Linked DNA regions of Homo sapiens: region 2 is linked to region 1. Evidence: read pairs that join two places in POLR2A ChIA-PET (ENCODE). Cell type or tissue: OCI-LY7. All regions are shown on one strand. Each heading gives the region's core, and the rest is flanking DNA. Links, peaks and the distances in the headings are about the cores only. Region 1 overlaps APBB1IP (amyloid beta precursor protein binding family B member 1 interacting protein). Region 2 has its middle 23 kb from the start of APBB1IP.

What was found. ChIA-PET counts read pairs that join two places held together with the same protein. Peaks named below come from ENCODE experiments on the same cell type or tissue, not always from the same donor. Only the 100,000 strongest peaks of a DNase experiment are listed, where the experiment ranks them.
Region 2: POLR2A ChIA-PET joins it to region 1 with 8 read pairs; 2 of 35 experiments call an interaction of 5 or more read pairs at or near these places.

Annotation. Positions count from the first base shown.
Region 1 is chr10:26,547,745-26,550,661 of GRCh38, reverse strand. The region is part of intron 11 of APBB1IP (amyloid beta precursor protein binding family B member 1 interacting protein); the gene reads right to left. Among named protein-coding and RNA genes, the nearest start is that of LINC03028, 30 kb to the left of the region's middle. In OCI-LY7, for the core only: no CTCF peak of the experiment used is centred there; no DNase peak of the experiment used is centred there.
Region 2 is chr10:26,414,134-26,417,050 of GRCh38, reverse strand. No RefSeq gene overlaps it. Among named protein-coding and RNA genes, the nearest start is that of APBB1IP, 23 kb to the left of the region's middle. In OCI-LY7, for the core only: no CTCF peak of the experiment used is centred there; a DNase peak (open chromatin) is centred at 1,580.

The DNA of each region.
Region 1 (2,917 bases), core at 327-2,826:
ACAGAGAAGCAATTCAGAAATTTATCAGAAGCATTCATCAGATAAATAGAAATAATTAAAAAAACAAACAAATCCTAGAGCTGAAAAGTATAACAAACAAAATGAAAAATGAAACAGAGGACATCAACTGCAGAATTGATCAAGCAGAATAATCAGTCAGCTTGAAGGCAGGCTATTTGAAAATACATAGTCAAAGGAGAAAAAAGGAAAAAAATGAAAAGGAATAAAGAAAAAATTACATGACCCATGGGACATCATCAAAAGAGCAAATCTACATGTAACTAACTTTAAAGAGAGAGTAAAGAATGAAAAGGGATAGAAAGCTTATTCAAATAAATAATAATAGAAAAGCTTCCAAATCAGAAGAAAGATACAAATATCCAGGCACAGGAAGGTCAAAGGTCACCAATCAGATTCAACCTAAATAAGAATACTCCAATATATATCATAATCAAATTCTCAAAGGTCAAAGACAAAGCGATGCACCTGAAAGCAGCAAGAAAAAAAAAGCAAATAACACATAAGGGAATTCTAATATGCCTGGCAGCAGACTTAGCAGAAACCTTGCAGGCCAAGAAAGAGTGGGACAATATATTCAGAGTGATGAAAGATTAAAAAAAAGATTAAAAAAAAAACCAAGAATACTGTACCCAGAAAAGCTATTCTTCAGAAATGAAGGAGATAAAGACTTTTTCAGCCAAAGAAAGCTCTCAAATAAACAATCTAATGATGCATCTCAAGGAACTAGAAAAAATAAGAACAAACTAAACCCCAAATTAGTAGGAGAAAAGAAATAATAAAGATCAGAGCACAAATAAATGAAATAGAGATTAATTTCATTCATTTGAAAAAGAAATATTAAGGCTAAAAGAGGCTAAAACACAAATATTAATAAAACAAAGAGTAAGTTTTTTGAAAAAATAAAATTGAGAAACCTTTAGCTAGTCTAAGAAAAAAAGAAAGATGACTGAAAGAAATAAAATGAAAGATGAAAAGAAAGACATTACAACTGATACTACAGAAATACAAAAGATCATAAAAACTACTATAAATAATTACACACTAGCAAAATGGAAAACCTAGGAAAACATGACTAAAATCCTAGATGCATATAACCTACCATGATTGAAACAGGAAGAAACAGAAAACCTAAAAAGACCAACAATGAGTAATGAAATTGAAGCTGTAATAAAAAGTCTCTTATCAAAGAAAAGCCCAGGACCTGATGGCTTCACTGCTGAGTTCTAGAAACATATAAAGACTAATTCTTCACAAACTATTTCAGAAAATTGAAAAGGAGGAAACTCTTCCAAACTCATTCTATGAGGCCTACATTATCCCAATTCCAAAACCAAACATGGACACAACAAAAAAGAAAACCTTCAGGCCAACATCCCTGATGAACATAGATACAAAAGTCCTCAAAAAAATACTAGCAATCCAAATTAAATAGCATATTTAAAAGACCATTCATCATGATCAAGTGGGATTCATCCCAGCAATACAAGGATAGTTTAGCATATACAAATCAATAAATGTGACACATCACATTAACAGAATAAAGATTAAAAACCAAATGCTTATTTCAACAGATGCAGAAAAAGCATTTGACAAAAATTCAGCATCTCAACAAATTAGGTATAGAAGAAACATACTTCAACGTAATAAAGTTTATATATGTTAAACCCACAGCCAACATCACCCTGAATGGGAAAAAATTAGAAGCTTTTTCCCTAAGATCTCAAACAAGATAAGGATGCCCACTTTCACTGCTACTATTCTGCATAGTACTGGAACTCTTAGCGAGACCAACTAGGCAAGAGAAAGAAAGAAAAGGCATCCAAATTGGAAAGGAGGAAGTCAAATGGTCTCTGTTTGCAGACAACATGATCTCATATGTAGAAAATCTCAAAGACTCCACCAAAAAAACTGTTAGAACTAATAAACAAATGCAGTAAAGTTTCACGATAGAAAATCGGCATACAAAAATTAGTAGCATTTCTATTCAACAGTAGCCAACTATCTGAAAATCAAGAAAGCAATCCCATTACAATACCTACACAAAAATAAAATACCTAGAAATAAATTTAACCAAGGAGGAGAAAGAGCTCTATGACGAAAACTATAAAACAGTGATAAAAGAAGGTGAAGAGGATATAAATGGAAAGATATCCCGTGTTCATAAATTGGAAGAATTAATATTGTTATAATGTCCATGCTACCAAAAGTAATTTACAGATTCAAAGCAATCCCTTGAACAATGAGAACACATGGACACAGGAAGGGGAACATCACACACCGGGGCCTGTTGTGGGGTCGGGGGAGGGGGGAGGGATAGCATTAGGAGACATACCTAATGTTAAATGACGAGTTAATGGGTGCAGCACACCAACATGGCACATGTATACATATGTAACTAACCTGCACGTTGTGCACATGTACCCTAAAACTTGAAGTATAATAATAAAAAAAAATTTTAATGTCATACTTCACACAGAAATAGAAAAAAGCAATCCTCAAATTTATGTGGAAACACAGACTCCAAATAGCCAAAGCAACCTTGAGCAAAAAGAACAAAGCTGGAGGAGTCACAAACTGATTTCAAAATATACTACAAATCTATAGCAGTGTGGTATTGGCATAAAAACAGACACATAGACCAATGGAACAAGATAGAGAGTCCAGAAATAAATCAATGCATTTAGAGCCAACTGATTTTCAACAAAGGTGTCCCCCACAAAAGAAAAAGAAGAAGAAAAACAAACCAAAAAAGTCACATTGAGGGAAAGATAGTGTCTTCAATAAACAGTGTTGGGTTAACTGGATATCTACATGCAAAGCGTGTAACTTGACCCCTATTTCTCACCATAAACAAAAATCGACCCAAAATAGATTAGTTAATATATGACCCAAAACT
Region 2 (2,917 bases), core at 216-2,715, 130 kb after region 1:
TAATTTTTCCTGACACTTTCTATCTTCACCCAGTTTCACATGGTGAGCCTAGTCCTGTTCTCTGCTACAAGAAGTCTAGCCAGCTACAGTTACATTTACTTGGTTTTATCTAATTGCCTTCTTGACCTTTCCACTTGAGTATTTAAGAGGTATGACATGGATAAAACTGAACTTTTGATTTTTTTCTTAAGCCAATTCTACCCCTAGTTTTTCTCATCTCAGTAAAAGGCATCTCTTCAGTCCAAAACCCATGAACCATCATTGGTTATTTATTCTTCCTCATCTAATGAATTAGCATGTCTTTATTATATATCCTTTTCTTTGTCTCTATCCTCACTTACTTAGACCAAGCCCCATGAACTATTCCTCGGGCCACTTCAATAACTTCTCAGCTGGTCTTTTTCCTTACCCTCTCACTCTCAATCCATTTTCCACACAGTAGGATGCATTAGTTTTTAAAAATATAGACAAGTAACATTTACCAATGCTTTTGTAGAGACAAGGTCCCCTATGTTGCCCAGGCAGATCTCAAACTCCTGGGCTCAAGCCATCTTCCCACCTCAGCCTCCCAAAGTGCTGCGATGAGAGGATTAAGTCACCACGCTTGGCAAATAAATCATTTTAAAACAGTCCTATGCTGGGCTATTATTGCTGCTATCTTTCTTTTATAAATGAGAAACATGACATGTGGATTTTAAATAATATGCCTACACCCACCCATGTAATAAATGGTAGAAATGATATTTAAATCTAGGTCGTCTGATTCTGGAGCTTGGACTATTAACCACTGTATGTCCTGCCTCCCTAAACAAGTCAGATTTGTCATTCCTTGCTTACATTAAATTTAAACTTGCTCTTGTACTTGGAATAAAACTTGGACTCCTTGCCAGACTTACAAGATCTGACGCCAACCCCACCTCTCCAACCTCATCTCGTTGCTCTCTCTCCCCATAGCAAACCAAATTCAAGCCATACTGGCATTTTCTTCTCTCTTCCTGAGTATTTATTTATGTAATGACAAGTCTTGCTCTGTTACCCACGCTGGAGTGCAGGGGTGCCATTGTAGCTCACTGCAGCCTCAAACTCCTGACCTCAAGGGATCCTCCCGCCTTGGCCTCCCAGAGTGCTTCGATTACAGGCATGAGCCCCCACATCTGGTCTTTTCCTGAATATTGAGAACCGCTTTGCTGCTTAGAATGCACACCTCCTGGCTCTTTGCTGAGTGGTGTCTCTGACCTTTGCAGTCTCAGCTTAAAGAAGTCCTCTTGCTCCTGTTGGGTGAGCTCCCTGAAGACACCGGGGCATAGCTGTAGTAGGGGTTAGTGGGTGTGTGGGAGGTAGAGAGCGGAGGGAACGTAGGGAGTCTTCATTTCTCCAAGCACATTGTTCTAAATTGGTTCTTCCTTTTCTAAGAGAGGTAGTGTGAAGTAGTCAGTTTAAACACCCAGATCAGACTGTGAAACATGAGAAGAAAGAGGTCAGAAGATCACTTTATGGTCTTACCAGCACCTGGACTGTAAAATGACACCAATCATAATGCCTTCCTGCCCTCATCACAAGGTTGGTGTGCAGATGGCAACATATTCAAGATGGCTTTGACAGCTGTAAACAGGAACAGATGTGAGTAACTTCAGGCCAATGTGACCTTCACACTCTAGTGGTGCCTTCACTTGTGAATTGTGCCCAGGACCAGGCAGTGAGGCCAACATGCTTAGAGAAGACCTCGATGAGCATGTCATTGTCCCATTCTGGGGACCTCAAAGACTCTGCACTCTATTTCTGCTCATGCAGCAATCTTCAGACACTATGCAATATTCTTCCAATGAACATAGCAAATAAATACATTTCATTTTATTATTATTATTGTTATTTTGAGACAGTCCTGCTCTGTCGCCCAGGCTGGAGTGTAGTGGCCCGATTATAGCTCATTGTAACCTTGAACTCCCAGACTCAAACGATCCTCCCACCTCAGCCTCTTTAGTAGCTGGGACTACAGGTATATGTTACCATGCCCAACTAATTATTCTAATGTTTTGTTGAGCTGGGATCTCACTATGTTGCCCAGGCTGGTCTCAAACTCTTGGCCTAAAATGATCCTCCCACGTCAGCCTCCCAGAGCACTGAGATTATAGACATGAGCCACCACACCAGGTAGAAACACATTTTATTTATTTATGTTATAGAGATGGGGTCTTGCTATGTTGCCCAGGCTGATTTTGAACTCCTGCGCTCAAGAAATCCTCCTGTTTCAGCTTCCGAAAGTCCTGGGATTACAGGCGTCAGCCATTGTGCCCAGCCAGAAATACACTTTATTTATTTATTTAGAGATGGAGTCTCGCTGTGTTGCCCAGGCTGGAGTGCAATGGTGCGATCTTGGCTCACTGCAACCTCCATCTCCCAGGTTCAAGTGATTCTCCTGCCTCAGTCTCCCAGGTAGCTGGGATTACAGGCGCCTGCCACCATGCCCAGCTAATTTTGTATTTTCAGTAGAGATGGGGTTTTACCATGTTAGTCAGGCTGGCCTCTAACTCCTGACCTCAGGTGATCCACCTACCTCGTCTTCTCAAAGTGCTGGAATTACTGGTGTGAGCCACCACACCTGGCCCAGACATACACTTTAAATGAGAAACTTTTCTCTTGTTTACGTTAGTCTAGAATTCCCTTCTACCCTCTAACCTTTAGTCTATTTCTCTGCCTTCCTCTCCTCTCTCCCTACCTTCTCTCCTTCCTCCCACCCTCTCCTTCTTCATTCCCTCCCATCTTTGCCAAGATTAAAGAAGGAATCTGGTCAAAGTGGAAAACTCCATATGAAAAAATGAATTTCAAGCACAGAAAAATATGTGGTAGTAGATATTTTCAATGTTAACCATAAATGATATTAGAAGGTGTTGGTGTAATTGAATGACCAAGCAGATCC